Linked DNA regions of Homo sapiens: region 1 is linked to region 2. The links are chromatin contacts, found by Hi-C or POLR2A ChIA-PET in ENCODE. All regions are on one chromosome and are shown on one strand. The core of a region is the stretch at or near the end of the contact, and the rest is flanking DNA. Distances in the headings are between cores, read along the strand shown. Region 1 has its middle 11 kb from the start of LINC02525. Region 2 holds the start of NQO2 (N-ribosyldihydronicotinamide:quinone dehydrogenase 2).

Region 1 (4,709 bases), core at 1-2,500, 210 kb after region 2:
GTTTGAAGATAATCATGACTTAATTTATCGCCAGCAGATCTTACTACAATAAATGTTAAAGGAACTTCTTCAGGCTAAAGAAAAATGAAACCAGAGTAAAACTCAGATCTACACAAAATAGCAAAGATCACTGGAAATGGTAAATATGTGGGTAGATTTTAAAGTGAGCGTGAGGAGAAAAGGGAGTAAAATATACATCTTCAGGCACACCCACCCTCCAAATAGGGTCTAGATCAAATTTGAAGAGCCTAGCTGACACCTCAGCAACTCCAGACTTGCCACCGTGGCTGGCGGTGCTAACATAACTTCCAAGGCTGGAGTCGAGGCTGGCAAGCCCTCCAGGGACCCAGAGATTACCAAAGATGCAGTCGTAGTTCCTAGGCCCTGGAGTCTCTGGATAACGTCTGGACTACAGGCTGCACTGTCTTCTCCATGGTCTGCCTGACAATGGCTTGACCTTGACTCTGGCTCTTATTTCTTTTCTTTCTTTCTTTTTTTTTTTTTTTCTTTTCTGAGATGGAGTGTTGCTCTTGTTCCCCAGGCTGGAGTGTAGTGTTGCGATCTTGGCTCACCACAACCTCCGCCTCCCAGGTTCAAGTGATTCTCCTGCCTCAGCCTCCTGAGTAGCTGGGATTACAGGCATGTGCCACCATGCCTGGCTAATTTTGTATTTTTAGTAGCCCAAAGTGCTGGGATTACAGGCATGAGCCACCGTGCCCGGCCTTTTTTTTTGATGGAGCCTTGCTCTTGTTGCCCAGTTAGAGTGCAATGGTGGGATTTTGGCTTGCTGCAACCTCTGCCTCCTGGGTTCAAGCAATTCTCCTGCCTCAGCCTTCCAAATAGCTGGGATTACAGGCACCTGCTACCAAGCCCAGCTAATTTTTGTGTTTTTAGTAGGGAAGGGGTTTCACCATGTTGGCCAGGGTGGTCTCGAACTCCTGACCTCAGGTGATCCACCTGCCTTGGCCTCCCAAAGTGCTGGGATTACAGGCGTGAGCCACCATGACCCGCCTCTGGCTCTTATTTTAATCAGATTTGGGAGTCCACAAATCCATTCCTGCCCTGTCCCCTAACTTAGAGGCTAGTCCAGAGGTTCTTGCTTGGTGACATATAGAGGAAGGAGAGAAGCACCAGCCAGTCTTCCCATACTGCCAGTGTTTAGGCCCTATGGGGATTACAACATTGTGTTCAATTCTTTCCTTAGGCAGCTTTCACTCCACATTGCGTCATGTCTGCTATGCACACTATGAGCTTCAGACTATTGGGTTTCACTTTTTTCCTTAAGTTGGCCACCGTGGGAGTCTTAAGAAAATGTGTTGTGTTAATGAAGCATATGCTGAATGTGCTAGCCCAGCGCAGCCACCACGATGATTCACACATGACCTAGAAAACTGATTGAACCAGTTAGTCTCCCTGATTTCAGTTCCTGGCCCTTCTTGTCTGTCCTTCCCATCATCACCAGATTTTCCTTTGCAAGCCATCACTCTATGTTATAGACTGAATGTTGTATCCCCCCGAAATACATATGTTTAAATCCTAACCTCCAAAGTGATAGTCTTAGGAGATAGGGTCTTTGGAAGGTGATTAGATCATGGGGGTGGAACCCTCATAAATGGGATTAGTGTCTTTATAAAACAGAAACCTGGGAACTCTCTTTTCCGGGTCTTTCTACCATGTGAGGACACAAGGAGAAGGTGGCCATCTGCAACCTAGAAGAGCGCCCTCACCAGGACCCGACCATGCTGGCACCCTGATCTCAGACTTCCAGCCTCCAGAACCATAAGAAGTGAATTTCTGTTGTTTATAAGTCACTCAGCCTAGGGTATTTTGTTATAGCAGCCTGAATGGACTAAAATACTCTAATGCCATGTTAGCACCCTCTTCAAAATCAGAACTGCCTTCTAATGTGCCATTGGCTTTACCCAGATAGAGTGACTGCCAACGTGTTTGTAATGGGGGCCAAGGGTCGGGGGAACAAGGCAAAGAGCTCAGGAGCCAAAGAGATGACAGGCCAGTGGATGAGGCAGATGTCAAATATGCCTGGAGATGCTGAAGGACACACGTCTCTCCACTGTTGCCAGTGGGATTAAAAGATCATTCTTCCTTTCAGGCATTTGAATTACAAAAGCAATGCAATACCAAAACATCAAAAGTAGGTTTAATAGTCTCCCTTCCCTGCCCCTCTCGACACCAGAACACACTGCACATATTTCTTCTTGATCATGACCCTGGAGAGATGGTTTCATGGAAGTTTATATGTTTGCACTTCAAAGTCGATGACTTCAAGTCTTCATTATGTTACAATTTTGCTGGTTCCATTTTATAACCTAGAGAAATGTCTTAGGAGCCAGGCATGGTGGCTCACACCTGTAATCCCAACACTGGGAGGGCAAGGTGGGAGGATTGCTTGAGCCCAGGAATTCAAGACCAGCCTGGGAAACATAGGGAGACCCTGTCTCTACAATTTTTTTTTTAAATTAGCTAGGTGTGGTGGTGCATACCTGTAGTCCCAGCTACTTGGGAGGCTGAGACAGGAGGAGGATCACTTGAGCCCAGGAGATTGAGGCTGCAGTGAACTGTGATGGCACCACGGCACTCCAGCCTGGATGACAGAGTGAGACCCTTACTCTTAAATAAAATTAAAAAAAGAAAAATGTCTTTGTTTAGTGTTGCTGTGTGTGTGCTTGGGTGCGTGTGTGTGTGTGTGTGTGTGTATGTGTGTGATTTGTAACAGAGGTTGGGATTTCAAGAGAAGAACAAAAAAGTCAAATATTTTCTCAAACTCTTCTCTCATAAAAGAAAGAAGGTTTGGCTGGGCACAGTGGCTCATGCCTGTAATCCTAGCACTTTGGGAGGCCAAGATGGGTGGATCACCTGGGGTCAGGAGTTCAAGACCAGCCTGGCCAATGTGGTGAAATCCCATCTCTACTAAAAATGCAAAATTTAGCTGGGCGTGGTGGCACATGCTACTAGCTACTTGGGAGGCTGAGGCAGGAGAATCACTTGAACCCGGGAGGTGGAGGTTGCAGTGAGCTGAGATCACAACACTGCACTCCAGCCTGGGCGACAGAGCAAGACTCTGTGTCAAAGAAAAGAAAGATTTTTAGCAATTCAGTGACACGAAAGTGAAATGGTTGCAACAGCTGCCAAATTAGGGAAGATTAGCCCTTCCAAACATTAGGCGAAGCAAGATGGGACTCGTTTTAGAAGCTGCAAAGAGTTTGGATTCCCTTTTCATCTCATTATATCCACAGTTGAGAGAATTTCAGGGTGGGAGTGTATCTAAGGTTCCCCAGCACACTGCATTTCTAAGGGTACCGTGGTTCTCGGGAGACATCAGTGACCCTTCCTCCTGTCCTTCTCTTGCTTCCTTGGTATTCTCCTCACCCTTTCCTGATGGGCTGTTACTGATTCTGTCTCCATAGCTGAGCTGTAAAACATTGCATACCACGGATGACGCACATTTGCCCTGGATCCTTTTCCATCCCTCAGCAATCTGTGACCCAGCCCTTTGCCAGCTGCTTGGGAGCCAACACTAATGACTGGAAGCAGGTCGGGGCCATGAACCTCTGAGACGGGAAAACTTGCAGGCAAGAAGGAATTCCTACCAGGCAGCATAGCGCTTAGACCGAAATGCAGCTCCGCCAAAACTGGCTGATGGGGAAATGACTGAGACATTTCTCTATGTCTGAGAAACTTAAAGTTTTGTGGAGAAAGGAACTGACAGAATTTCTATGTAAAGTTGTCAGAACCAAGGGGGCTTAGGAAATCCACCTCGGTTCCGAGAAGACTCCCTGAACGGCGTGGTGGGGAGCTTTATCTTGAAAAGGATGAGTGATGGATGAGGTGGCAAGGGCAGGCTCGGAAGAGTGAGGTAGAGAGAGAGAGAGAGAGAGAGAGAGAGCAGGAGCCCAAGCTTGGGGGCTGGTCAGCAGGGAGCAGGGGAAGCTTTCAGGTACTGGGTAGGGCTAGAGGTAGGGTGACTGTCAATCAGGGTAGAAGTCTGCTTTCAGAGGGTATTCAGCATTGTATTAGGACACTTGCACTTTATACTTCAGGGAAATGAGAGTTTAAGAAGTGAAATAACAGGATCAGGTTTTCAATTCTGATAATCACCCTGGCTGCAGTACAAAGCATAGATTGGAATCTCTCTTCTTAGTGTAGTATCTGTCAATGGTGGGTGCTCAGTAAATATCTGTTGAACAAATGGTCAGTGAAGAAAGGAAAGGGAAAAAGATCCCTTTTAATAGGCTTAATGGGCCTGCAGCGAAAAGTGTCACCTATGAAACTCTCCAGACAGGTGGGGTGGGGGAATTTGACACAGATGCTGCTGCCCTGCTGCAGCTTTGTTTCATTCTGTTTTTAATTTACCGGGGCTGCAAGGGAAAGGGCGACTTCTGGGATCTCTGGAGCTAGGATGAGTCAAAGGCCTGCTGACGACATGCTAGAGCTCTGCTCCTCGCAGCACGATCAGGCAGCAGCGGCATCAGCTGGGAACTTGGTGGAAATGTAGAATCTCTGGCCCCGCCCTAGACCAACTAAGCCAGAATCTGCATTTAACTAGATCCCCAGGTGATGAGTAGGCACTTGAGGGTTAGAGGAGCCGGGTGTAGACTCAGAAGCTCCGCCCTGCAGATGAATCATCAGGAGAACCCGGAAGAAGTAGGAAGAGTGGGAGACCTGAGAAATCCGTATTTTCCCAGTCTCCT
Region 2 (4,142 bases), core at 177-2,676:
GCGCGCAGGCGCCAATGCTCCCAGGACCTGCTGTTCCATTCCTAAATGAAAGTTGTTCCCAGGATCTGGACTCACAAGACAAGGCAGCCTATTCCCTGCTGGGGAGCTCAGGGGCAAGAGGGCATCTCGGAGGGAGGGCACATTCTCACCTCTGAAGACAAGGAGAACATCATCAGCACATAGACCAATCCCAGCAGTGCACCTTAGGATGGGGAGGGCCACTGTGAGTTACAGCAAAATGAACGAATGAATGAACCAATAAATGTCTGAGAGGGAAAGTCCCAACGACCCTCAGGAGGTACAATCAAGAGTTGCAGTTATTTTCGTTAGGAACGTTCTAAACACAGGGGAAACCTTCCTTCCTTCTGCTCTATTGTTGGAGTGGGGCCATCCCGGGACACCAGAAATCAAGGAATTGAGTTTGGAGAAGGGACTTGGGGAGGTCACAGTGGCAGGTGACTGCCAAATGAGGTGGCAGAAGCCAGCAAGCGCTGGAAAAAGTCGGCCCAAACTGTTCACCAGCACCGCCCCCCATAACTCCCCACCGGCTCTGGTTTCAAGACTTTCCGTTTTCTAGGTATTTCCTTGGCCTTAAACCATTTTCCTTTAAACGAACTTTTTCTGTGAAGCCATCCGGTTTCCCCCGATAGTGGCATCTCACAAAGGACAATCCAGTATCCCAACAGCGTGTTGCGTTCCGCGGGACGCAGATTTCCTTCACAGGCACCCCCCGGGTTGCGTTTTTATAGCCACACCCACCCGCCCCCCTATCTCCTGGGCACTGCTAATGAGTCCTGCATTTCTCTCCTTTGGTCTTTGGATAAATGAACCATCCGTGCGTGACCTTTGCGAGGGCATCTTGCATAATACCAGTACACCAGCGGCGCCGTCGGTGAGTGACCTTTGGGACTGGTTTCTCTCACCAGCGTAACTCCCCGGGAGATCCGAGCAAGCTGATGAGTGTATCAGTGGCTCATTCTTTCTGTTGCACCACGGACCCTCATTCTGTAACCGGGATACCAGCCAGAGATGGGGAGCGGGAGGCGCAGGGCAGGGGCGTCCCTCCTCTCAGCACAGCCTCCCCGCGCTGGATTTCTATCAATCCAGTTTCCACCTGCCTGGAAGTCAGCAGGGTCCTCCCCAGTCCCAGATCGCCGGGCGAGGCCCCAGATGGACCTCAGGGGCGGGGAGTGGGCGGAGCTTAGGGGCCGAGGCGAGGTGTGGGTGGGGCGGGACGCCGCTGTGGAGGCGGGGCCTGGGCGCGGACGGGCGCGGAGCGAGGCACCGCACCGCCGGGGCGGGGAGTGGGCGGGGCTCGGGGGCGGGGCGGGGTGTGGGCGGGGCTCACGGGCGGGGCGGGTGAGTGGGCGGGGCCTCGGCGTGGTAGGCGCGCTGCGTAAAGAGGCCTGCAGTCCCGCGGCGCGGGGCAGGTTCCGGGCTGCTTAGGTTGGCACCGGTCCGTGGTCCCCGGGGGCGCAGTCGCAGCGCTCCCGCCCTCCAGGCGTCAGCGAGTGCGCGGTCCAGTGCGGCCGGAACCTGGCGCAACTCCTAGAGCGGTCCTTGGGGAGACGCGGGTCCCAGTCCTGCGGCTCCTACTGGGGAGTGCGCTGGTCGGAAGGTGAGTGATCCCCTGTCGGGGACCGGGGGACTTGGGAAGGACAGTTCCCGGACTGGACGGCCAGAACGCTCTCAGGGATTTCAGCTGGCCGGCCATATGGCCCTGTGGGTCGTCGCGCCCGGGCCAGGGACCATTCTGTACATAGGATCGTGCTTGGCTCTCACGGAACGCGCCCACACGCAGGGTCCCGGTGTCGAATCGTCTGGTGGAATCTGCCCTCAACCCTATGGAGCGGGTGCTGGTATCATAGTCATATTACAAGTAGGAATCAGCGGGCCCAAGGTCAGTCTGTAAAGGGGGTACCGGGGTTTAGGCCCGTGCGCTGCCCAGCGCTGCCCTGAAGGCGCGGCTGAACCACTGGTTTGCGCTGCCTTTGTCAAGGACATTGTGGCACTGTGGAAAAAATGAAAAATCAGCTTCTCTAACCTATAATCTCTCTGGGAAAAAAAAAAATCAGCTTTTTTTTTTTTCCCCGAGACGGAGTCTCACTCTGTCGCCCAGGCTGGAGTGCAGTGGCACGATTTCGGCTCACTGCAACCTCCGCCTCCCGGGTTCAAGCAATTCTCCTGCCTCAGCCTCCCGAGTACCTGGGATTATAGGGGCGTGCCACCACGCCTGGCTAATTTTTTGTATGTTTAGTAGAGACGGGTTTCATGTTGGTCAGGCTGGTCTCAAACTCCTGACCTCGTGATCCGCCCGCCTGGGCCTCCCAAAGTGCTGGGATTGCAGGCGTGAGCCACTGCTCCCGGCCCTCTTTTTCTTTTTTCTTTTTTTTTTAGAAGAGTCTCACTCTGTTGCCCAGGCTGGAGTGCAGTGGGGCAATCTCAGCTCACTGCAACCTCTGCCTTCCAGGTTCAAGCGATTCTCCCCCCTCAGCCCCTTGAGTAGCTGGGATTACAGGCGCCTGCCACCATGCCCGGCTAATTTTTGTATTTTTAGTACAGGTGGGAGTTTCACCATATTGGCCAGGCTGGTCTTGAACTCATTCTTCTTCCTTTCTTTTTCTTTTTTTTTTTTTTTTGAGATGGAGTTTCACTCTTATTGCCCAAGCTGGAGTGCAATGGCACAATCTCAGCTCACTGCAACCTCTGCCTCCCGGGTTCAAGCTATTCTCCTGCCTCAGTCTCCCGAGTAGCTGGGATTACAGGTGCGTGCCACTACACCCAGCTAATTTTTGGTATTTTTAGTAGAAATGGAGTTTCACCATATTAGTCAGGCTGGTCTCAAACTCCTGACCTCAGGTGATCCGCCTGCCTCGGCCTCCCAGAGTGCTGGGATTAATGAACCACTGCGCCCGGCCAAAAATCAGCTTCTTTAACCTTTAATCTCTGAAAAAATAAATCAGTTTAACCTTTAATCTCCGAAGATCACAGCCAAAGAAATACATGAAAAGGAACAAGTATTAAATAATATATACTTCTAGCTGTGCTGTTTATAGTTTTGGGAAAAAAATGGAAATAACCTAAGGTCCCAGAAATAGGAAAATGGGCACAAAAGGGTATGCAGGCAATGGTTTAGCTGCCGCATGAATACACACTGAATACACTGTGAGATGTTGTCTGTTAGAATGCCCAGCACGGGGACTGTCCACATGGAAAGAGGCACAGGAAAAAAAGTGAAAACATTATAAAATAACTTCTTAAAATTAAATAATGTACACGTCAAAAATATCAGAGCCCACTTGACCTGGTATATACAGTTTAATAACCACATGGCTCTTTTTTCCTGTAGGCCTGGGTAGGTGCATAGTTTCTAAAAAGGGAGAGAACTGTCACTGCTGTGGATGGGGTGCCAAGGGAAGTGCCTGGGGTCAAGTGAACAGTGACACAACTGCAAGTCAAGAGCCTGTGTTGGAGTCTTTCCCCACTATTTCAAATAGTATAGAAAATAGAGCTGAGTCACTCAAATAGAGCTGAGTTAGTCACTCAGCTCTTGGACCTCAGATTCTTATTCTTAACCGCTAGGGGGATGGAGACAGAAGTCACAAACTCACATGCCACCAGCCATATGATGTAAACATGTAAACTGGGCCAAGGAATACAAAAGGGAGTGGTGAGCTGGGGACACTGAAGAATGGATGCCCTGTCTAGAGGAGTGAAAATGAAGCATTTCATACAAACAACATGATTTCGGGCAATCACTTTGGGAATCAGGATAAGGTGTTCCCCCAGTCTGCAGAAACACTGGCAACATTTACAAAGGTAAATCATTTCATATCACTCTATTTTCTTTTTCTTTTTTGAGACAGAGTCTTGCTCTGTTGCCCAGGCTGGAGTGCAATGGCACAATCTTGACTCACTGCAACCTCCACCTCCCAGGTTCAAGTGATTCTCCTGCCTCAGCCTCCCAAGTAGCTGGGACTACAGGCACATGCCACCATACCCGGATAATTTTTGTATTTTTTAGTAGAGATGGTGTTTTGCCACATTGACCAGGCTGGTTTCAAACTCCTGACCTCAGGTGATCCCCCCACCTCGGCCCCCCAAAATGCTGGGATTACAGGTGTGAGCCACCACAACTGGCG

The links. A loop is a pair of places that touch in the nucleus more often than their neighbours do. ChIA-PET counts read pairs that join two places held with the same protein, here RNA polymerase II (POLR2A). Pooled maps may share reads with other maps.
Region 1: a map of mammary epithelial cell shows a loop between it and region 2 (7-fold over the local background). The contact joins the enhancer-like site here to the promoter of NQO2 in region 2. A Hi-C loop is called at or near these places in 2 of 168 maps with a recorded cell type or tissue (MCF 10A and mammary epithelial cell) and 10 of 50 pooled maps. POLR2A ChIA-PET finds 5 or more read pairs at or near these places in 3 of 52 experiments (Caco-2, H1 and HCT116).

Annotation. Positions count from the first base shown.
Region 1 is chr6:3,204,806-3,209,514 of GRCh38, forward strand. No RefSeq gene overlaps it. Among named protein-coding and RNA genes, the nearest start is that of LINC02525, 11 kb to the left of the region's middle. RefSeq lists enhancers at 4,243-4,709, 4,390-4,684, 4,685-4,709. Within about 2 kb of position 1,251, at least 2 of the 41 ENCODE cell types and tissues checked have a DNase peak (open chromatin) inside an H3K27ac peak, as active enhancers do; they include mammary epithelial cell, where a contact is called at or near this core.
Region 2 is chr6:2,998,468-3,002,609 of GRCh38, forward strand. It overlaps NQO2 (N-ribosyldihydronicotinamide:quinone dehydrogenase 2), which reads left to right and starts at 1,427. Exons shown (of 7, transcript NM_000904.6): 1 at 1,427-1,618. NQO2-AS1 (NQO2 antisense RNA 1) reads right to left here and starts at 1,208. Exons shown (of 2, transcript NR_186367.1): 1 at 924-1,208. RefSeq lists a silencer at 1,176-1,425.